Regions from separate parts of the Homo sapiens genome. Here region 2 is linked to region 1. A link is a loop called in an ENCODE intact Hi-C map of the cell type or tissue named here. Cell type or tissue: GM12878. All regions are shown on one strand. Each heading gives the region's core, and the rest is flanking DNA. Links, peaks and the distances in the headings are about the cores only. Region 1 overlaps NRG3 (neuregulin 3). Region 2 overlaps NRG3 (neuregulin 3).

Evidence for each region. Hi-C counts contacts between places; a loop is a spot of excess contacts. Peaks named below come from ENCODE experiments on the same cell type or tissue, not always from the same donor. Only the 100,000 strongest peaks of a DNase experiment are listed, where the experiment ranks them.
Region 2: a loop joins it to region 1, with 2.0 times the contacts of the local background. A loop is called at or near these places in 1 of 110 quality-filtered maps.

The regions. Positions count from the first base shown.
Region 1 is chr10:82,805,568-82,817,822 of GRCh38, forward strand. The region is part of intron 3 of NRG3 (neuregulin 3); the gene reads left to right. Among named protein-coding and RNA genes, the nearest start is that of NRG3-AS1, 580 kb to the left of the region's middle. RefSeq lists a silencer at 4,845-5,033. In GM12878, for the core only: a CTCF peak has its summit at 6,248 (motif pointing right); no DNase peak of the experiment used is centred there.
Region 2 is chr10:82,860,865-82,873,119 of GRCh38, forward strand. NRG3 (neuregulin 3) reads left to right here. Exons shown (of 9, transcript NM_001010848.4): 4 at 4,547-4,573. Among named protein-coding and RNA genes, the nearest start is that of NRG3-AS1, 630 kb to the left of the region's middle. In GM12878, for the core only: no CTCF peak of the experiment used is centred there; a DNase peak (open chromatin) is centred at 6,417.

The DNA.
Region 1 (12,255 bases), core at 2,803-10,802:
TGTCATTGCCAGATCTTGAGGCCCTGGGAGGAAATCTGCTGGAAGGTGGGGAGGTGTATGGAGGATGGAAGCAGACACATGAGTTAAGAGGCTGATGTATTAGAGCATGAAAGAGGTGACGTGGTCTTGAATCTGGGATGATCTCCAAGGAGATGTTCCTGATGAGCTTATGACTTGGGCAAATTGGCTAAGCAACCTGAGCCTCTGGGCCTTTGTAAAATTGCAGAGATGGTCCTATAGTCTCTAAATTATCTTTCAGATTAAATATTCTGAATTTGGTGGGCTGTAAGCAAATGTGCACAGGCCTGTTCCAAAGACTTCTTAGTTTGGATCAGTACATTTTAGTATGTCACTTCTATTGCTAAAAATCTTTATTTTCAAATTTTTCTGTCAAAGGTTTTTCTGAAACATCAACTGAGAATGAGGGGAAAATGTTGCTTTAGGAGATTTTATCTAATCTTATTAATAGCAAATTGTATAGAGATTTCTTATGAACATTTAAGAAATAGAATTCATTCATCCTAATCTACTGCTAGAGAAGCATTTGTTTATAGAGAGACTGGGTCCTTTCATATCAGAAAGCAAGTGACACCTCAGGGAAACATCAGCTATGGCTTTAAGCAGATGTGAGTGTCAACAAGGTTTGAGTTCCTCATGTGCCTTATTGACACTTCCTGTTATAAATATGACTTATAGGTCTTTTCAACAATGACAATGACAATTGAGGCCTGAAATTATGCCCGATTGTCTGAATACTTAGATAAGACGGCATTATTTTCTATATATTTTATTTGTGATCAAGTTCTGTGATTGCCTTTCTACTTAGTTTTTGCTGTTTTTATAAAAATATATACTAAAGACAAAAATCCTGACCTCATTCACACATCACGTATTAGTAGAGCATGTATGAGGTATTGGGTAATGAGCTAGGCTTCTACTCACGGACCTACAATTAATGTGAGAAGTGAAGCTAAAGACCCAACCTGATGATTAGTTGAGACTTTTCAAGTATTTCTCTCTAGAAAAGGCATTGATTTGAGGATGTTGTTTCACATTTCTGAGATGCATCTAGGAGTTGTCATGTACCATTAGTATATAAATCCGGAGTGGCTAATCAGGAGGGAAAAAGAGAATAATTTAGGAGTGACAACCAGATACGTAGAGAAGATGATGTAGATGACAGTCTGATGGGGGTACTGGAATTAGTGCATAGTACTTAGGTAAGTCTCATGTGTTCCTCTGCAGTTTGGATCATAAGGTTGTCTGATAGAGCCTGTTGTAGACATCAGATAGGCACCATCTGCATGTAACCCTTCCTATTTCTATTTGTCCTACCTGCAAATCATTTTATTTTTGAAGCACATCTACTCATTGTCTACATAGACTTTAAAGACTCACACTATATTTTATTTCAACTGTTTCCTGCTTTCATGTGATGGAATTACAGCTTTCCACACATTGTTTGCTGCCAAGACCCTAATTGGTTATTGGACATAAATGTCCTGGGAGAAAGTCACCATCCCAACATGAGTTTTAGCCTCTTGCTTTTCCAAATGTTTGCAATATCTTTCCAACAATTTCTTTCCCTCTAATCATGTTCTGCTTCTAAATGAGACATCTGTCAAAGTACATAAAAAGACAAATGTTATAAAAGTGAAATGATATCTAATTTTTGACTTATTTAGGGGGCATCTTGACTTACATGTTTTCATTACACTTGAAATATAATAATTACTGCATGTTCAATAACATCAATTTGAGCAAGTAAACTTGCAAGGACTCAATAAGGGGAACTGACAGTCATGAATACCTACTTTGTGTCTGGGGATTTGCTAACATTATTTCATTACCTTGCAACGGGGTGTGTGGAGTGTTGCTACTCATGTCCACCTATGTAAAGTTCAGAGGCCTCCATGAGTCCAGAATACATAATTACATGAATCAGAGTTAGGATGTGAACACACATCCATAGGACTACAATGTAATTTCCTTTCTTGTTGGAATTTAAAGTGTGATCCAAGGCCAGCAACATCAGCATCATCTGGGAGCTTGTTAGATACACAGAATCTCAAGTGCCACCCCAAAGCAAACTGCTTCAGAATCTTTGTTTTATTAATAATAAGCTCCCTTGATGAATCCTATGCACATTCAAGAGTGAGAAATACTGATTTATACATCATGCCTCCAAAGCAAGCTTCTTTTTCCCTTTTTCCCTGTTTCCTGTCTTCTCTTATATGGCTGCAAAGACAGTCATATGGCATACTTTTTAAATAAATTTATTTCATTTATTTTTTCACAAAACACATCTAATTTTCTTTGAAACAGTCCAGGGACTCACAGTACTATTCCTTGTTTACAAATCCTTTTTCTTTCTTTACCTAAATAGTCTCCTCTCACAGACAATTTCTTTCCTTCTTCATCTTTCTCAATAACTGCAAAAATTTTCTCCAATAAATTGACTCCCATTATCGTAAGGGGGTAGATGTATCTGGTGTTACCCTTTCTGTGTTGTGAATGAGGAACATTTATGGTTAATTCGTAGGTTCTTCACTTATTTTCATCTCATTTTTCATGTATCTTGAATAATTGCTCTCATAAATGCCCCTCAAACATAATTTCTACACACGTAGTAAAAAAAAAAAAGCACAGTAGTCAAGTCGCTATTTTGAATAAGCACCTTAGAGTTTCTCCTTTCATTTTGTTTATAGCTTATAAATACAGTTTCTACTTACACTGTGTATCACACAGTTAAATCTGAATGATACATTGAGATCATTTTACTAAATGTTCCAGAAAATAAATATTCAAATTCATTTAAATTCAATAAAGGAGTCGACTCATTTCATTTTACTATTACAAATTACTTATAATTTTTGGTGATCAGTGACATTATGTAATTAAACACACACATTTTTCTTTTAATTTTGAGATATTTTTATGATAATATAAATGTGTGAGATCTTTCATAGATGATTATATATGTGATTAACTTTTTTAGATAGCCTTAGAATGAAAAAAATCTCTCCAATTAAACTGTTATTTTTTAGAAATACTTCATTAGCTTTTTCTGCAATGACAAAACTTTTACCTATTTATGATTAATAGAATTACCCATGCTTCATGTTTTAAATCAAACCCGGAATTTAGACAACTAAAGTAATCTCAAAATTATGAATTTATTCCTTATACAGCTACTTATTTATTGTTTTTTCACCTGTCCTGGGATAAGATGATAAAACAATATATGGCTCCTGCCATAATATTATGATTAAACCCACATATAAACACTAAAATTACGTGAATTTTTACTAAAATTGCATGAATTACATGTATTGGGGTCAGTGCTACAGTGTTGTCTGTTCACAGTAGAGGTGCTATTTGGCTTGAGCCTTGAGGAATAATGGCAGATCAATGGGTTTAGTACTGAAGGCAAAGAAATGAGGAATGCTGGCATATGCTGTAGCAGTGACTGAGAGGAGGCGATGGTGGGATATGAAGTTGGACAAGAGGGTCAAGGCCAGTTCAAGACAACACATGCACCATGCAAAGAAGGGAACAGCCATGAGAAGCCATTAAAGAGCCCCATCCCATATTATCCAATATATATTTAGTACTCGCCATTTGCCAATGATTGTGCTAGTGACTGTGTATGCAATTCAGTTGTGTATGTAAAGGAGAAAAAAAATGATGAGTCTCAGGGCATATTAAACAAAGTAGAAGATATGGGATTTGAACCAAAGATCCACTGTTTTCAACACTCATTCTTCTTCTTTATAATCATAAAATATATCATTTATACAAAAAATATATATTATATTTATAAAATGTGAAAAAAACAACATTAGTATTCCCATGTACCCCATTTAAAAAATGTGAACATAATAACACCATTGAGACAAGTCCTGTGCTCCTCTGAGATGTAAATTATCTTCCTTAGCATTCCTAAGTTTGTAACTATGTCCCCATAATATATTATATCTTATCATACAGAAACGTATTTAAATAGTTTTAACACATAATGTATATTTTGGTGATTTTTAAGAAATTCAACCTTATGTTTGTGAGATTTGTCCCTGTTAACGTGGCTGTAGAGAATTTACTTTCAGGGTTCATTTGTGTTTCAACCTCATTTCTTGTTTCTAGATTTTTGCTTTACTATCAATGACACTAGAGAATTTTTATGTAAGAAATATTCATCTTTAATTCTGCAAGAGATAATCCTAAGTAGTTTTCCAGGTTTTTTTCAGTGATTTACACCCCCATTCTCACAATCTGCTTTCCATGACCTTGTCAATAAAACTTCATTATTTTTTTTAAATTTAAGATAATCTACTGGGTTGTAAAGGCATTTCAATAATCCAATTTCTACACAGGTTTTTTTTTTTCTTATAACTTGTTGATTTTTATATTTCTGCTCTTGTGAAAGCCAACTCCTGATTTGAAAGTTGCTTTTTCTTATTGATATATATAGGATAGGTATTTTTTACATATTCTGGATACTAATTCCTTTGGCAATTATGTGTCTTGTAAATTACCTCCCAGTTTATGGCTTGCCCTATGATTTTGACAGGCAGAGGTTCTTAATTGTAGTACAGTTAAAGATATCAGCCCATCCTAATTCTTTGTGTGCTTCATGTCTTGTTTAAAAGTAGCCCTACCCTAAGGTTATGGATATGTATTGGTCTATTTCCTTTGAAAAGTTTTAAAGATCTGGTTTTTATACTTAAGTATAAAATCCATTTGGGATTGACAGTTGTGAATGATTTAGCAGTGGATCTCCAATGCTGTTTTTTTCTATGTGAATGTTTTTGAAGAGTTTTAGGCTGAGATGTTGCACTAGGTTCATTTTTGCTTAAAATGGACTGGATTAGTATGTGACTAAAGACAAACAGATCAGTAAAGAAGTGACTGAAGGCCAGGCACTGTGGCTCACGCCTGTAATCCCAGCACTTTGGGAGGCCGAGGCAGGTGGATCACCTGATGTCAGGAGTTTGAGACCAGCCTGGCCAACGTGGTGAAACCCCGTCTCTACTAAAAATACAAAAATTAGCCAGGCGTGCTGGTGGGTGCCTGTAATCCCAGCAACTCGGGAGGCGGAGGCAGGAGAATCACTTGAACCCGGGAGACGGAAGTTGTGGTGAGCCAAGATCGCACCACTGCACTCCAGCCTAAAAAAAAAAAAAAAAAAAAGAAGAAGCGACTGCAATAGTCCAAGCCAGTGATGCTGAGGGTGTGAACTAGGTCGCTGGTAATAGGAAGAATAGGGAGACATACAAGATATTAATACTTAAAAGCCACTAAAAACAGGATTTGTTATCTAATTTTAATGGGTATGTCATACATTTTTCTCTTTAAATTCTTATGAATTTTCAGAATAAAATATACTACTGCCCTACTATGGAGAGGTGTCCTTGTGTGTCCTTTACTTGCAGTGTTCTTCCTTTAGTCATTTGCAGGGCCCCTTCCTTCACTTCCTTCAAATCTCCACTGAAATTCACTTTTTCACTGGGGGCTCCTTTGAGCCTCCTTTGCAAAATAGCCATATCTGTCTCCCAAGCATATATACATACAAACGCCTGGCAATGAATGCCTGCCTAGCTCTTTACCATGATATGTATTGCTTCATATGACTTATAACCATCTTCACATGATTTGTTTTGTAATGTTTATATTTTCACTAGATAACAAACTCTATGAAGGAAGAAGCTTCACCTGTTTGTTCACTGCCATATCACCAGAGCCTACTTCTGTATCCATTAAATATTCGTTGAATAAACAAAAGGGCAGAAAGAACTTGTATGTCAATGATGTGCGTTCCCTTTTTAGAAAGGGAGGCTTGTGGCGACCTTCTAAAGTTTTTGGAATTTTAACCAGCTTTTGTTTCTCCTGCAATGGTGAAATTCTGGGGAGATATCAGTGACCCATTTGGCTTAGAGCTACCTTCCTATTAGATTCTATTGTAACACTTGTGGAACAGGTGAAAAGTAAAGGTGACAGGCAGTAGGAACCATTGGGAATACACCAATTTGGGCTGCACATGCCGAGGTTAGTCCATTCATCATCTTTATTCCACATTGACAGTAAAAGCAATGATCTCTAAATTAATTAGATCCTTAGAGATAAAGCAAAATAAAACTGTGAACATTAATAGGCCCGTATTTCAACACCTGCCTGGACTGAGGCAAGCTCTTCCTGTTCAATTGCTTTCCTTCCCTGCCATGGAGCTGCATTCACCAGCAGTCCTCCAGGGGGCAGGCTTTGAAATTTTCAGAGTTGGATTGCCCAGTCTGTCTTAATCCATACTTCAGGGAAGAAACCATGATAGTTGACTGAATAAACATGTAAAACACCTTGTAGACTGGATCCTACAATCTTTGGTCACACCAGAGCTTGGCAAGCATGTTGTCTTCAAGCCACACTTTAGAGACAGAAACTTAAAGAGATGTCAGCTGGCTTCAGTGTTGGTATGAAGCCTGATAGCTCAGCTGAGTTAAATGACTCCCAACAACCAAATACATGGCTCTTCTAGACCAGGGTTTCTCAAATGTTAATATGTATATAATTATGTGGAGATCTTGTTGAAATGTAGGTTCCAGTTCGCTATGTCTGTGTGGGAATCTAAGATCCTCTATTTCTCCCAGTCTCCTCTCAGTTGATGCTGATATTCCTAGTCCCTGAATCATCCTTTGAGAAGCAAGGCACCTAGATTTCTGGTCAAAATGCTGAAAATTAACAACCCAAATTTAAAGATATGTGGTTTGTTTTGCTTTTTTGTTTTGTTTTTCTTTGAGGCAAATTACTAGAACCAACCAACCAATGAAGGTTCTTCGGCTCAAGAACAAAAAGTCTACTTTGAAATTTACATTTTGACATGAAGCAAAATAAAATGTTAAGCCTAGTTATTTTTCATTTAATCCTAGGTGAGATAAAAAATAATACTGCTTCTATTAAACTGACATAATTATAGTAAAATGTGGGTGAAATAAAAATAAGATCTTTATTGTATATGGAAAATGTAGAATCAACACTGCTAAAAACCACATCAATAAAACAAAAAATGAATTTAAAAAGCACACTCAGGATGCAAAAGCAACCTCTCAGGAGATAAAAATTAGCATAAGAGTTATGAATGAAACAAAACTCAGGACCATAGAAATATTGAGAAACCTGGCTTATCACACTCAAATAAAATTACTCAGTAGAAACTAACATGTAGACATTTTCTGATAAGTTTTGAAACTGCAAAGCAAAAGTTAGATGTTTTATTCTACATAGTACAAAAAATATGTTTATTTCAAAGAAGATAACCAGACAAAATTTGAATTTCTCCTCTGCAATAGTCAAAACCAGAAAGCAAAAAGAAACATCTATAAAAGTGTTAGAAAAATCAAATGTGAACCAAGATTTTACATCTTGACATGTTGTCCTTAAATGTAATAGCAACAGAAAGACATTTTCAGTCATGCAATAACTCAAGAAATTTATCAGCAGGTATCAATCTTTGAAACCTGTGCTCATATCACTCATGGCAGACCACAGCATGTCCTAGATCTGAAATGTATGAGTGTTTTGATGAGTTAATCAAGTTAAAGTAAAAAAAACACAAAGTACATTATTCATCATTATTCATACCCTCTGTTTCTCTTTTTTTTTTTTTTTTTTTTGAGACAGGGTCTTGCTCTGTTGCCCAGGCTGGAGTATAGTGGCAAAATCTTAGCTCACTGCAACCTCTTCCTCCCAGGCTCAAGTGATTCTCCTGCCTCAGCCTCCTGAGTAGCTGGGATTACAGGCATCCACCACCACACCTGGCTAATTTTTGTATTTTTAATAGAAATGAGGTTTCACCATGTTGGCCAAGCTGGTCTCAAACTCCTGACCTCAAGTGATCCACCCGCCTCAGCCTCCCAAAGTGGTGGGATTACAGATGTGAGCCACCGTGCCCAGCCTGTACCTTTTTAAATAAGTCTTAGTATATTGCATTATAACATTGTAGTTGCTTCCATATGAGACTTCCTCGAGAGCATGGTAATCTTGAGAACAAAGATCTTTATTTACACTTTTACACCTTTATTTGTATTATCAACAATATGCTCAGAAAATGCTTATTAATTAAACGGGCTGTCTTTTGTAACACAGTCTCATTTATATTCATTCTCTTAACTCCTAGATCTGATCACGTTTCAGAATTTTGTGGTGGAGACCATAAAAATCATTGACAAATCAAATTTAGAGATTGTATATTGAAGCGATCTTTCCAAACCCAATTTTAATTTTTAAAGTAACTGAGGGCCCAAAGCTGTGTCTGAAGCATGACTTGGAACGTGTGTACACACAGGTCTTGAGAGGACTATGGGAAACAGCAGCTGGCCTGGCGCGTGACTCCTCAGTCCCAGATTCATAGAGCATCAGGGCTGCTACTTAGAAGTTACTCGTACTCTGTGCAGGTGGCACGGTTCACTCCCAGGAATGCTCTTCTTTTCATTGCTAATCATTGTTCACCATTATCTTTGCAGGCTTTATCAGGATCTCCTTTGATGTAATTTGTAGTATAATTGAATTGCAGCAGATGAAAGCATTTCCTCCCAAGCTCTATGACTCATAACCAAGTGGTTTTCAATTATGTCAGCATGTAGCTTTCCAAACAGGTCTTTTCATTGACCACTATTTGTATACACTATTGAGTTAACTTTGGCAAACATACCAATTCATAGACTACTGTGGATTCTAATTAAACTGAGATGGAGAAAGATAAAATGATCATTAATTTACATTAAAGAGTAGAACAGGGTGTTTAGAGATTTGCCTAGGATTAATTTTATAAATAATATTAATCACTATCATTACTAGTAAATGCTAATGCACATTCTAAAACCCAGAGGCCGCATGGGGCTTCTCCCCGAAGACTACCACTGATGAGGAAGCCTGTGGAGCCAGGTTTATGATATGGGAAATTTCTTGATCCTAGTGTTAAATAATTTAGTATTCTCTCATCCTCCCATGATGCCTCTATAGTAGAAAGGCCGACAGCTACTTCTGACCCATGAGAAAACATTTCATCCTGTAAAGCCTAAGAGAGAATTATTTTTTGAGTTTTAGGACCAAGAAGTCAGAATTTTACTCTTTTATTTTCATTTTATAATAACCAACAATTTCACATGTATTTTCTGTATAATTTAAAAAGCACTTTTATAAATATCATCTTACTTCATTCTCAGCACTAAGCCTGTATGAGTCATAGTGAACACTTGCACACTATCATGTTTGGTAGTCTGCTAAGCACTTTATGTGAGAGGCCTCCTTTAATCCTCACAACTCTGTGTTGTGCCACCTGAGACTGTATCCATTTTACAGAGAAGGAAAGTGCAGTACAGAAAGTTTGCATAGACTTCTAGAGATCACAGAGCTACTCAGTACTGGAGCAAAAGTCCAAACCCACCATGCTGATCTGCTTCTAGAAAAATGTTCTCATGATTGTTGCTCTGAGAGTGTGCATTGCGGTCATCGCCGTCCTCCTGGTTTAAAGAAGTATCTTCCAAAACCCATGTTAGTAAGAGGTTGGCTTTGGTCATACCATCCTAGGAAATAATTTTTTAAAATTTGCTATGGCATCCTGATGAAAGTTTGTTGTGCCTTCTCCAGAGTTTCCATAAAATGTCCAGGTACTTTTTGCTTTCATTTTCTGTTCCAGTTAAACTCAGGACCTCCCTTGCATCTCACCTGGAACAACTGCTCTTTACTCTTTGGCCCAAATGTGAGACCTGGCCCCATTTCATTGATTTCCCCACCATTTGTCAAAGAAATAGCAAAGCTTTGGGGAAATGTATGAGGTGTTCACTTAAAAGCTTACAACAAACATCATGAGAGGTTTGACACTTTTGTTTCTTTAAATTTTTTGTGTCTACTACCTAAATTTCCTCAAAAATTTTCTCTTCCTGATCTTTCTCTTGAGCTCTCTGCTTTCCCCCATGTGGCTAGAACCCTTCTTTTTCCTCTCCTGATGTCATGAACTTATAAATTCCCTTTGGTCTGGAAATCTCAATATTCTCATTGTAACATGTGTATATGTCATGGGATCCTCCAGGTGTCACTTCACCTGGAGGTTCACAGAGGTTTCAGCTGGAAACCTCTGTGTCCGGTTGTGCCTTCTGCCTAAGTATTGCTCACACCTGCTGGGCTTATTCCGCCCACTTCACCTGGCAGGCTGCACTCGGCTCATGCTACTGGCCTGGATCCCACACCTGCTAAGGGTGAGCCAGGGGTGCAGCAGTGAGGGGTGTGTGGGCAAGCAAGCACGGAGACCAGCCACTGTGCACTGGCTAGGCATGCTGGCTGCTATGGCAGGGCAGGCAGCTCCAGGCGCTAGCACACGTTTTGGCTCTGTGTGAAGCTGTGGCTGGACCACATGTGGTACATGTGGCATGGCTGAATGGTATAATTGGGCATCTGCATCTGGACGAGAGGAACATGGTGTTGCCCAGAAGCTTGGAGACACCAGGAACCACAGAGCCCCAAAAAGGGTGTCACAGCCCTGGCTTAGGGATCCCCTATGTCTGGGCTCCCTGAACGGCCACAGCTCTTCTCTCCTTCTTGTCACCCACAATGTGGCAAGTGGGAGGTGAGGTGTTTCAGCCATGTTTTTTGTTACAGCTCTTCTAGTCCTGCCATTTGGCGTATCCCGAGTTCTTGTCCCACATCCAGGACGAATGAGGTATGCAGACAACTGGAGGGTGATCAAGGCAAAGAGGAGCTTCATTGAGCAACAGAACAGCTCTCAGGAGACCCGAAGTGGGTAGCTCCTTTCCGCAGGCAGGTCATCCCGATGAGTGTCCAGCTCTCAGCAGAGAGGAGACCCAAAGTGGGTAGCTACTTTTCACAGACAGGTTGTCCTGATGTCTTTCTGTGAGTCCAGCTGAGTCCAGGGTTTTCCTGGGCTTCAGAAGGGAGGAAATGCATGCTGATTGGTCCATGGGCAGCCATGGGTGGGCCCAGAAAAAGCACCATAAGTTCTCACTCCTGGCCGTGGACTCCACCTGGAATTCCACCTGAAGGTGGGTCTTTACCCCTTCCCACAGAGGAGCCTGTCTGCCTCCTACTTCCTTAATCATGTTGTCCATAGTGCCCAGTCTGTTCAAGTGGAGGGGGCCTGCAGGCCCACACTGAGCCACCCTCAGCAGCCCCAACTCAGAAGGAGGTGGGGCTCCCAGCTGTTCCAGGCTCCCACAGGCTCAGCAGAGCACGCAGCCCCAGCCATGCTTCTCCTGCTGCAACTGGCATCCCCGCACCCAGCTCTGGACATTAGATACACGTAATATCTTTGTTGCAGTCCTCATTTTCCCAGACCATGCCTGAGAGTGTTCCACTTTGTATGGAGGAATATGTGGGTATTTTCATAAATGAGGACCCCTCTACTAGAAAGTAACAAAGTATTTTCCTGAACAAAATTGTACTTATCTATGAAGTAGAAGAAATTGTATCAGTTTTGGTTTTAAATTCTAAATGATCTTGCCTTTTCCACGCTGCTGAAAAGATTTCCCCAGTTTCCAGTCTTGCATTGTGCATTTGTCTCTTCCCCTTTAATTCAGCAATTCTACTGATGGCTTTCCAAGTAACAGCCCCTTCTGTATCATTGTGGCCTTTGGAACATTTTGGTTCCTGGACTGCCTTTCTTCCAGGACCTCAATGAATCTCTCAAGCTACAGATTTCAATAGCAAAATTACCATTTAATAGCTGAGAAAACTGAAGCCCACCAATATTAAATAAGTTACCGAAAGCCAAATGGTGCCTGAGCTAGGACTACAAACCTGATATGGTAGATTTTTTCTATATTTTAAGCCTGAACAATGCAAATTGCGATTTCATATAAATCTCACAGTTCTCAGAGTTCTGTGGCCTGTTTCCAGGCACTTGTGCTTGTTGGTTCTTTTTCTTTTTTTGCATAAACTTGCTTTGTTTGCTTCTCTTACCTCTACTCCTGGTTATTTTGTCCAAATTGGTCCAAGTTTGATTCAGGTAAGCCTGGACTCTTATCTCCATGAAGAATGAAGGTGTATGCCCCAAAACACCGAATAAAGATGGACTAAATGGATGAAAAGAGCTACTCTTGGTAAGGAAGTTTGCCAGGATATTACACTAGAAGTTCAATTCAGCAGCCATTAAAAGGTCTGTTTCCCTGGGGAGTTCTCTACTGAAAAGACATTAGAGCCTTTCTCCCTTGCTTCTTTTTGTATAGCAGCTTTTACATGGTAGCTGCTGAA
Region 2 (12,255 bases), core at 2,717-10,716, 55 kb after region 1:
TTAATTAATCTTCACCTGTATCGCTTGATGTTTTCCTGCAGGCGTGAATATCCCTGGGCATACTGCTTGCTTTGAGAAATAGCCAGTGAAGGGTTATGAGAAATAGTGCGATTTATGATCTGTGTATGACTCAAATGACAAAATTAATTGCTTTTTTGTCATCTGTTCTTCATGGATTTTCATTAATTCTTCCATATGAACCAAATCCTGTCTTAAACCCTGCAGTAATGATCACGGTGTTTAACATTTTAATAAAACGATGGAAGCATGTATGTGTGTGTGTCTGTGTGTGTGTGTGTGTATTCATGACAAAGAAAGTGAGAGAGAGAGAAAGAAAGAGAAAAATAATTTACATGAGAGTTAACTTTTTATTTGTATGTCCAGTGGTGTCAGTTGCCATGAATAAGCTATTATAAAAAATTAATAAATAATTTCCCATTAAAATACAAAAATATAAATGCCATCTTCCTTGAGAGTATTTCTGAAAGTTAAAAACTCTAATAATTGGATAACTTTTCTGTTATGTTAAAAGAGGACAGTTTTTCTTTCCCTTAAGAAGATTCCTACTTATCCTATTCAGTGTTTGAATAATTTCCAAATTTTGATTTCTGTCTCTGCTACTGGTCATAAACATATTGAGGTTTCAAAACATTCAGATTGGCCCTCCATTAATCAAACATGCCACTCATTTCTTAGCACAATCTACAGATTCACAAAGCCCGATGCTCCATATCCCTTGTCACATCCGGAGGCAGAGCATTGAAGTTCATGGAAGAAGGAAGAAAGCCATGCCTGAGTTGCACCTGCCAGCAAAACAGATGACAGGCAGCCAATTCTGAGCCATCTCAGCTGCACCGGAAAGTTCTTGTTCAAACAGGCTGTATCTAAAGACTTTCTAATTACCCTCTCATGTCATGGAACACCTGTGGTCCACTGTTTGAGATCCTCTGCTCCCTGATTTCTGTACACTTGCCTCTCCTGGTTTCCTTCCTGCAACCTCCTCTTCTGTCTATATGAAAAAGTTTAGTTTTTATTCCCAGCTGTTCACAAATATTATTTTTAGTGTAATGATAGGTAATCCTTATTTTAAATGTCACAACTCTAGTCTCTCTCCAATGTCCTAGGTACCACAGTCAGGAAGCTTCCTATTTGCATAAGAATGAAAACATGGTCTTGAGGCAGGATAAGTAAGGTTAGGACCCATACTTACTTGTCCTGTGTGTAAAGCTCAGTGGGCCACTTTTATAGCTGGCTCTTTCCCCTTGCACCCTCAGGCATCAACACCTAACTCTTTTGCAAGATAAGCGGTCCTACCGAATACCAACAGACTGTTAGATGGTTACAAGTTCCTGATACTCAGTATGGGCTTGGGGAAGAGAACAAAAGTCTGTTATTCCTGATGTAACTTCCCCAGCACCAAAAGCACAAGAAACTATTAGCTACAAATTTCTGCCTGCTGGGCACTGAGAGAGGGGCAGAGACTCCTCCAGTGTCCCACAGGCATAGCTAGACTCAAGGTTTAGCTTATAGTAATATTTTTCTCATTTTAATATCAAAAAACACCCCTTAGATGGAGATTTTATATGCTAATGATACATATGATATGTGTTAGAGCATGTAGATCCTGAGTGTATGTACTAACCACAGATCCACCTTTACATACTTGACCTCACCAGTATTTTATGAATATGTCTGTACAGTTTCCGTAAAGGAAATTCCCTTCAAGACCCTAGGGGCTATCTCTGTCTTTGAGCAGCCCACTCTGCCTCTCAGATTTTGAGAGCTAATCCCAAGTAAGAGTAGACAAACAAGTTTGTTGCACCTCACTTTGCAATACTTTCGCTTTGATATAAACTTCTTTGTCTACACTTACTTGGGATTCGCTCTCAAAACCTTTTGTGCAGAGAAGTCAACGACCTGAACAAGGCTACTGACAATAGTCTTGCCAAATTTTCTACAAACTCCATTCTTCTTTATTTTTATTTTATTTTATTTTACTTTAAGTTCTGGGATACATGTGCAGAACATGCAGGTTTGTTACATAGGTATACATGTACCATGGTGGTTTGCTGCACCTATCAACCTGTCATGTAGGTTTTAAGCCCCACATGCATTACGTATTTGTCCTAATGCTCTCCCTCCCTTTGCCCCTTACCCCCCAACAGGCCCCAGTGTGTGATGTTCGCCTCCCTGTGTTCATGTGTTCTCATTGTTCAACTCCCACTTATGAGTGAGAACATGTGGTGTTCAGTTTTCTCTTCCTGTGTTAGTTTGCTGAGAATGATGGCTTCCAGTTTCATCTATGTCCCTGCAAAGGATATGATCTCATTCTTTTTTATGACTGCATAGTATTCTATGGTGTATATGTGCCACATTTTCTTTATCCAGTCTATCATTGATGGATATTTGGGTTGGTTCCAAGTCTTTGCTATTGTAAATAGTGATGAAATGAACATACATTTGCATGTGTCTTTATAGCAGAATGATTTATAATCCTTTGGGTATATACCCAGTAATGGGATTGCTGGGTCAAATGGTATTTCTCGTTCTAGATCCTTGAGGAATCGCCACACTGCCTTCTACAATGGTTGAACTAATTACACTCCCAACAACAATGTAAAAGTGTTCCTATTTCTCCACGTCCTCTCCAGCATCTGTCGTTTCTTGACTTTTAATGATCGCCATCCTAACTGGCGTGAGATGGTATCTCATTGTGGTTTTGATTTGCATTTCTCTAATGACCAGTGATGATGAGCTTTTTTTCATATGTTTTTTGGTGGCATAAATGTCTTCTTTTGAGAAGTCTATTTATATCCTTTGCCCACTCTTTGATGGGGTTGTACAAACTTTATTCTTTGTATTGCACATTCTCTCCCTCCTAGGAGCAAGTTTATGGGTCCATGGCCTCTTCATCCAGTGCACATTTTCTGCTTTTCCATTATAGCACTTATTACAAAGAATGACCATAGCTTTTTCTCCATGGTCTCTCATTCATTTCTGAGCTACCTGAGAACAAGAATCCTTTCTTTACATGAAAGTGTGCCTGATATCTATCACCATGTGTATGATGACCACAGAGTAAGCAGTCAAGAAATGCCAGGGAAATAAATGAATGCATCTACTTTTTAGAAACATTGTCACCATCTTTCTTTATGTAATTAAATGTGAACGGTTCATAAGGCAAATTGATAAGGATAGAAAGTAGATTAGAAGTTACCAAGGGCTGGGAGGAGGGATGAATGAGGAATTATGGATTAGGGGGCACAGAGTTTCTGATTGGGGTGATGGAAGAATTTGGAAAAAAGGGGTGGTGGTTGTACAACGTTGTGAATGTATCAAGTTAACAAAAGTAATGGCAAAAACCACAATTACTTTTGCACCAACTTAATAATTAATGACACTGAGTCATGCACTTAAGCATGGTTTTAATGATAAATTTTATACTATGTATATATATATTTTTTTCCAAATAAATTTTTTAATGACCTATTTACAAACACAAAAGGCATTGAAATCTGGGTAACTAGATGCATGTTTTCTAAAAGGAAAAGCTTATTTGCTAAATAAAGAATTCATAAAAGGAAGCTCAGCAATTAGTCTTGGAAACAATTACAATGGTAGCAATAGTTTTTTCCCTTATTCTCACTTCAGACAAATATTATGGCAACAGAAAAAAATGTTAATTAATGCAATGAATTTTAAAAGTGAATGAGTGAATAACTGAATGATTAAAAAAAGAACCATTTAAATAGAGGAACATCTGAGGTTGAATACTTGGGTCCAGCCCAGTACAGTTCATTGCTCTGCTGATCAGGCAGATGTTAGCTGGTCAGGATGGTTTGCATTCTATATGCACGTAGAACAGACATGGACACACATATTTGTGTTTGGTAGGATGGGCTGTCAATTCGAATAGTCATGGGGCTTAACGGTCAGATCAACCAAATTGGTGCCCTGGAAGTGTCTCAGATTTTGTAACCTATGTAAGAGTTTTAATCTCACTGAAGCACAGTTTTCTCATCTAAAAAGTGAAAGAGAGAGAGAAAAAAGTCCAACATCATTGCTTTTTTTGTGGAGGTAAAGTACACCTGATTAGGGCCTGGCATGCAGAAATTCCTTGCTTATTCACTTTTATTTTTATTATAGAGGTTCAAATAAATTCATGTTGAACAAATAGTTATTCCACATAAAATATTATGCATTCTGAAAAGAATATTAGTGCCAGATGTTCATGGTATAACAATTTTTCTTTTTCTTTCTTAGCTAAATTTATACTTAGCATTCTTCATGATGTATGCAATATTAGTTCATCTAAAATCTAAGCTATAGCTCAGAGGCTTTGGGGGAAATACTCATCAGTGTTCAGAGTAACTCTACTGTTGGTGATCTGTAATGTATCTTTTCTAAGCAAACATAGGGGTTAAAATTGAGGCTGTGCCTTGCCTTGGAGGGTTAGTCTTATGAGCACTGATTTCCATGTATAGAGCTTTTTCTAACCTTTTTCTCTTTTTCTCTTCCCCTTCCTTCCATGCTGACTTTGGTGTAGCAGACCACTTGGGGATTGAATTCATGGGTAAGACTAAACAATTTGCTCATTTAATATCCTGGAAATGCTAAGCTTTATGATGTACATAGTGCTTTCCTTCTCCATCTGGTTATAATTGAAATGTCTCATTATCAGATGCTATTAGTAGGAAAAAATACTCTTGTCGAGTTTTCACTAAGTAATGGCTCAAAATGAAATAATTAACTACTTATTGGAAAGGCAATTTAATGTTAAATGCAGTGTCTGGAATCATACAGAAGTTGTATTTGGCTCCTGGCTTTGATTATTTCCTCTAATTCTCAATTTTCATATCTGTAAAATAGGGATAATAATAGGTTCTATTTTCCTGCACATGTAAATTGCTTAGCATAACGTCTGCAACATGGCAAACACTCAATAAAGGATAAAAAGCAATGGTTTTTAAATGTCAGTTTTTAAATTTTTACTTCTAAGTCCCCTTCCTTTTGTGAGATGATTCCTTTGGATACATTTTGGTATCAATTTTAGTTTGGAGTGTGGGCTATTAAACATTTTTATTCACAAAATTAAAATGTTTCCTTTAAAGTATTTGCAGTGAATGGTGTATGTTTCAAAGCATTAGAATGCCTTCCATGGGCATTGTTTTTATAGTCACAGATAACTGCATTCAAAATTAGACCTAATTCTCTGAGTCGATGGTTATACATTAAATGAAGAAAGAACATTTCATAAAGTTCAATATGCATCGTAGTACATGGATGGAAAGACACTCAGGATTTAGAGTTAGGGAAATTGAGAAGATCTAAATTTGAATCAAAATTCATCTGCTTCTTTGGATTCTATTAAATTCAGATTTTTTTCTCTTGTATAATGTGGATATGAATACTTGCTTTATACATGAATGTTTATTGTGAAATAATTATATACTTACTTGTATTAATTTATCCATTCACCCATTAATTCAGCAAACACTTATCAAAGTGTTGATTTGGGATAGCTTTGACATATTTGAGAGACGTTAAGTTGGTGGTTGTATTGTTGGAAGTGTTGAGAGTTAATTAGAAATTTGTGAAATGTCTTTATACCGGAATTGGTGTTCCCAGTTGTATGGTATTACTCATTATTGCTCCATTCTCTGGTTATTACATCATAGAAAAGGCAGACAGCTCAATTCCTGCAGGCTTGCGGTTTTGTTGGATAGATGTGATGAAAACTCAGAAAACCAATGAGATTTAGGATGTTATTCAAATGAAGCGCGATGGAATGTGAGATAGTTGTAGAAGGAAGTGAAAGAAGAATGACCGTTTCAATGAAATCAATTAGTAGTCATCATGAGAGCGCTTGAACAAGCTGGTGTGATGAAGAGATTATAGTCATATGGCAGATTGGTTGATTTTGATTTTGAAGATGGAGGAGTTATAGGAGATGACAATATTCAAAGCATTCCTATGAGTGTAAATAACCAAACTGAGGTTGAGGGGGAAATAATTTGAAACTAGAGGTCAAGGACTTGAGAGGACATAGTTTTGGATAAGTTGTCTAATGGATATTCCAGTTACTCATGATAATGCTAGGGTTGGGACAGAGAGAAAAAAAATGTTGGTTATATGCCAAAGTTTCCCATTAATATGATAAACTATACTGGAATTTAGTAGATGACAAGGAAGAGTATAGTTAAGGGTAATGCCAGCTGCATCAAAAAATAGAGCCCACGTTATTATAATGGCTCAAAGACGGTAGCAATTTATTTCCTGATACTACTTTTTCTTGTCCAAGGTAGATGTATTTCCTGTTTAAGGTAGCAAATGACTAGTTTTATTCAAGTAGTGAATTAGAGATCCAGGCTTCTTCCATCTTTTGGTTTCAATATTACGTAGGTTTCTTTGTTAACTGCATCTAGCCAGCAGATTGAGAAACAGAACAGAGCTGATGCATACCCAATGCTTAAAAGACTGATCTACAAGAACTCATATCACTTTTTGCTTAATGTTCTATTAGCTAGAGCTAAATTACATGACTTCATTTTGCTGTAAAAGAGGCTGGGAAATGGAACCCTGAGAGAACAGAGGAAATGCATTTTTAGAAATCTCTGCCACTGTGTGAATGGCATAAACTTTAAAGGAACAGGATTTTTCATAAGAGACAAGAGAAACTGTACGTTAGAAGCCAGGAGGACAGATCTCCAATGTTGAAAGTGAGAAAATAAAAACAGCTCTTGAGACAGGTAGAGGAAAATGAGACTTTTCAGGCAAGATTCAAGTTTCAGCTAAAATAGGAGAACAAAAATAAAGAGTCAAAGAAGAGATTGAGAATGCAGAAGGTGTGTTGCGGAATGTGGATGAGCAATTTCACTAAGCCAAGTGGAGGGTATAACTGGTGGAAGAGGAGTAGATAGCTGAGTCATGGGCCACAAATTACTGAAAATCATGGGCATATTTTTGCAGTAAGAATACATTGTTGAGAAGGGCACACAATTTGTACCCTCCTCATTCGCTAATGATGGCAGTGATTCGTAGCATGGAGGTGTGAGCATCAGTACTCATTTTGAATAAAATGTGCCCTGGGCCGCTTGTCCAAGAGCAATTTGCCCCACTAGTCTGTGGTGATTGCAGGCTCAGTGAGGCTTTATAAGTTGTTCAGCAGAATGCCCTCAAATGCAGGAAACACTGCATAGTTGGTGGTGGGACTAGGATAGGTCTAGATCCCCAGTGTAGCCATGGCTGTAGCAAACTAAAATTGCCATGCAAATTTTAATCCGTGTTGAAAGAAATGGACCAGTCTCCATCCTGTTGTGCTTCCTATTGTGTCTGAGGACTGCCAGTGGCACTGGTAATTTATAGAGTTATAATTTGCTATAGATGCAATCTATGTATTAAGAGCTCTGTTTTGGAATTCATTTAAAGAAATGTAGCTACTGACACAGGAAAAAATAGTAGATTGTCATGTAGTTCATCTACATGAACCACAAGACTAAGGTAATAGTGAGTTTTGCAAAAGATAGATTCTAATCATAGCTATAAGACCTCATGGGGAATGAATTCTCAGTGGGTGACTATTTGACTCCAACGGTAGAAATTTTCTTGGAGGGAAGGGGTTGGGGAACAACTCAGAGTTCAAGGGATTGGCTGGTATGCATATAGATAATGGCAGCTAAAAAAGGATTGTTTGCAGTAGTGAATAGCTTTATAAATTTAGTGAATATGCTGTTTTCACTGACCTCAATAATTCACCCCCACAGATTGTTCTAATTGAATATGTAAAATTCTGTTTGTTGCTTTGAGAACAATATTCTCAGATTTAACTTTTTTATTTTTATTTTTTGAGATGGAGTCTCACTGTATTGCCCAGGCTGGAGTGCAGTAGCACAATCTTGGCTCATTGCAACCTCCGCCTCCCAAGTTCAAGAGATTCTCCTGCCTCAGCCTCCCAAGTAGCTGAGATTACAGGCGCCTGCCACCACGCTCAACTAATTTTTGTATTTTTAGTAGAAACGGGTTTCACCATGTTGGCCAGGCTGTTCTCTAACTCCTGACCTCAAGTGATCTGCCCTCCTCAGCCTCCCAAAGTGCTGGGATTACAGACGTGAGCCACCACACCCGGCTAGATTTAATTTATGATTATAGAATCCATATGGGTAAAATTCCTTCCACTGAAAGTGCCATCATCCCAAGTAATATGACATCTCTAGGTATGAATTCAGCTGGGAAGGGGAAATGTAGGCATAGTCTATATGTAAGTTTAATAATGTCAGTTTATTGTTGTGCCAACAATTAATCAATGCTAGTTCTATTTGTGTGTGTGTGTGTCAATTTCTTTAATAGACTTGATTTTCACACAGTTTTAAGTTCATAGCAAAATTGAGTGCAAATTACAGAGATTTCTCACGTATCTTCTGTCTTCAAACATGCACAGCTACCTCCCTAATGAAGATCTCCTACAATAGAGGTACATTTGTTACAATTGACAAACCTAAACCTACATTGACTCATCATTATCATTCAAAGTCCAAAGTTTACATTATGGTTCATTCTTGATGCTATACTTTCTATAGATTCAGACAAACATATTATGATATGTATCCATTATTATATTATCCTACAGAGTAGGTTTACTGCCCTAAAAATCATTTGTGTTCTTTCTAGTCATCCTTGCCTTTCCCCAACCACTGGTCTTTTTTATTTATTTTATTTTATTTTATTTTATTTTATTTTATTTTATTTTATTTTATTTTATTTTGAGACAGAGTTTCGCTCTGTCACCCAGGCTGGAGTGCAGTGGTGCCATCTCGGCTCACTGCAAGCTCCGCCTCAGGGGTTCACGCCATTCTCCTGCCTCAGCCTCCCGAGTAGCTGGGACTACAGGCACCCATCACCATGCCCGGCTAATTTTTCGTATTTTTAGTAGAGACGGGGTTTTCACCGTGTTAGCCCGGATGGTCTCGATCTCCTGACCTTGTGATCTGCCCGCCTCGGCCTCCCAAAGTGCTAGGATTACAGGCGTGAGCCACCACACCTGGCCCCACTGGTCTTTTTACTATTGTCATAGTTTTAACTTTTCTAGACTGTCATATATTTGAAATAATACCTTTTGTACTGGCTTATTTCACTTAGTAATTTTCTCATGTGTTTTCATTGCTTAATAGCTAATTTTTTGTATTTTTAGTAGAGACGGGGTTTCACCGTGTTAGCCAGGATGGTCTCGATCTCCTGACCTCGTGATCTGCCCGCCTCAGCCTCCCAAAGTGCTAGGATTACAGGCGTGAGCCACCACGCCTGGCCCCACTAGTCTTTTTACTATTGTCATAGTTTTAACTTTTCTAGACTGTCATATATTTGGAATAATACCTTTTGTACTGGCTTATTTCACTTAGTAATTTTCTCATGTGTTTTCATTGCTTAATAGCCCATTTCTTTCTAGAGCTGGATAACATTACATTGTCACCTTTTGAAGGACATCTTAGTTGTTTCCAACTTTTGACAATTATGGATATAATTGTTGTAAGCATCTTTGTGCAGGCTTTTGTATAGAAATAAATTTTCAACTTTTTGGTGTAAGTACCAAAAAGCATGACTGCTGGGTCATATGGGAAGGATATGTTTAGTTTTTTTAGAAACTGCCGAACTGAATTCCAAGGTGGCTGTGCCATTTTGCATTCCCACCAGCAATGAATGAGAGTTCCTGTTGCTCCACATGGTCTCCATCATTTGGTGTTGACAGGGTTCTGGATTTGGGTCATTTCAATAGGTATGTAATGGTAACTCACTGTTTCAATTTGGACTTCACTAATGACACTTAATGTGGAGTATTTTTTCATATGCTTATTTGCCATCTGCATATTTTCTTTAGTAAGGTGTCTGCCAAGGTCTTTGGCCCATTTTTTAATCAGTTTGTTTTCTTATTGTTAAGAATTCTTTGTATTTTTGAAAAATGATCCTTTATTAGATATATCTTTTGCAAATATTTTCTGTCATTCTGCGGCTTTTCCCTTTATTCTCTTGACAGTATGCTTTGCAAAGCAGAAATTTTCAATTTTAATAAAGTCCAGATTATAAAATCTTCCTTTTATGTATTGTGCCTTTAACACTGTATCCAAAAAGGGATTGCCAAATCTAGTTTATCTAAATACTCTCATATGTGATCTGCTAGGAGTGTTATAGTTTTGCATTTTGCATTTAGGTCTGTGGTTTATTTTGAGTTAATTTTTGTGAAGAGTGTAAGGTCTGTGTCTAGGTGCATGTTTTATTGAATGTGGATGTCAAGTTGTTCCAGCACCATTTGTTGAAAAGTTTATCTTTTCTCCATTGTATTGTCTTTTCTCCTTTGTCAAAGATCAGCTGACTATATTAATGTGTATCTATTCTGAGTTCTTTGTTCTGTTCCATTAAACTATTTGTCTTTTTTTTTTTTGCCAATACTATACTATTTTGATTACTATAGCTTTATAATAAGTATTGAAGTAAAGTGGGGTCCGTCTTTCAACTTTGTCTTTTAATGTTGTGTTGACTTTTCTGGATCTACTGCCTCTCCCTATAAATGTTAGAATCAGTTTATGAAGATACACAATGTAACTTCCTGGAATTTTTATTGGAATTGCATTAAATCTATAAATGAAGTTGAAAAGAGCTGACATCTTGACAATATTGAGTATTCCTATTCACGAACATGGAATATCTCTTCACTTACTTGGGTTTTATTTTTTAAGTCTTTCATTAGTGTTTTATCATTTTATTTGTATACATCTTTTATTTTGCTAGACTTATACCTAGATATTTCATTTTGGGGGATGCTAATGTAAATGCTATTGTGTTTTTAATTTCATATCATATTTGTTTATTACTGGCATCTAGGAAAATTATTGACTTTACATGTTAACCTAGTATCCTGTTACATTGATATAATCATTTATTTGTTATAGGAATATTTTTAATTTTTAATTTTTGTTAACCTAAGCAATCAGGTCATCTGCAAAGACAGTTTTACCTCTTCCCTTTCCAATCTGTGTACATTTTGTTTCCTTTTCTTATCTTATTTAATTCGCTACAACTTCCAGTATGATGTTGAAAAAGAACAATGAAAGGGGGCAACTTTGCCTCGTTCATAATCTTAATGAGAAAGCTACAAGTTTCTTATCATTAAAAATTATATTAGGTATAGATATTTTGTAGATATTCTTCATCAAGTTGAGAAAGTCCACCTCTATTTCTAGTTAACTGAGAGTTTTTACCATAAATGGGTGTTGGATTTTGTCAAATGCTTTCTTTAAATCTATTGATATGATCGTGTGATTTTTTTAGTCTCTTGATGTGATGGATTACATTAATTATTAATATTGAACCAACTTTGCATACCTGAGATAAATGGATAAATGTCACTTGGTTGTGTTTTCCATTGTTCTATTTTAATTAGTTACATAATACATTTTTTCTCTTACTTTTATTATTCTTGCTTTGAGCAATATGACTTTCATTTATTCTTGAAGAACACAGGGTCACAAGGAGGTAATGATCTGAAGCACACGTCTTCTTCCCAAATCTTTATACTCTCAATGACCAGCTCTATTAGTGAGCTTACTGATCAGTCTCAAAACCAGAATACTTCATACAGTTTAACAAATTCCTGTTTTATAGCAGGAAACTCCAAGTCATATGCTGCAAGAGTTCTATATTTAATTGACATACATTTGTCACATTTACTATATGCCAGATGTATAAGATGTTGGATATGCAGATATATAATACATATCTCTGGATGTCCAAAACCTCTAAAACTAAAAAGAGAAAGCTACACATAAGTGAGGTGACATAATAAGTGCTCTAAAAAAAGTTTAGGCAAGATACGATATGAAAAAAAAAAAGAAAGCAATTGAATGGGCTTGGAAAGTTCAGGAACAGCTTTCCAGGAAAGGGGACACTTAAGCTGAGTATCAGCCAAAGTGGATAAGCTATACTTAGTAATGCCATAGTGCAAATCTATACCGGCCCCATATTGCTCCCACATTAAAGCAAGACTTGCTATTTCAGTCTTTCTTCCTGTATCTATCAGCTTCCGAGAGTCACCACTTTAGGACCGGAAAGAGGATAACAACTTCAGTAAAAACAAGTAACCAAAAAGGTTTTTGAGTAGATTTATTAATTTTAAGGAGTGATTATCCCATTGAGGAAGCCATGCCAAACCTAATGTCTGTAAAACTGTCAACATTCAACATGATTTTTCATTTATATTCCCGAATT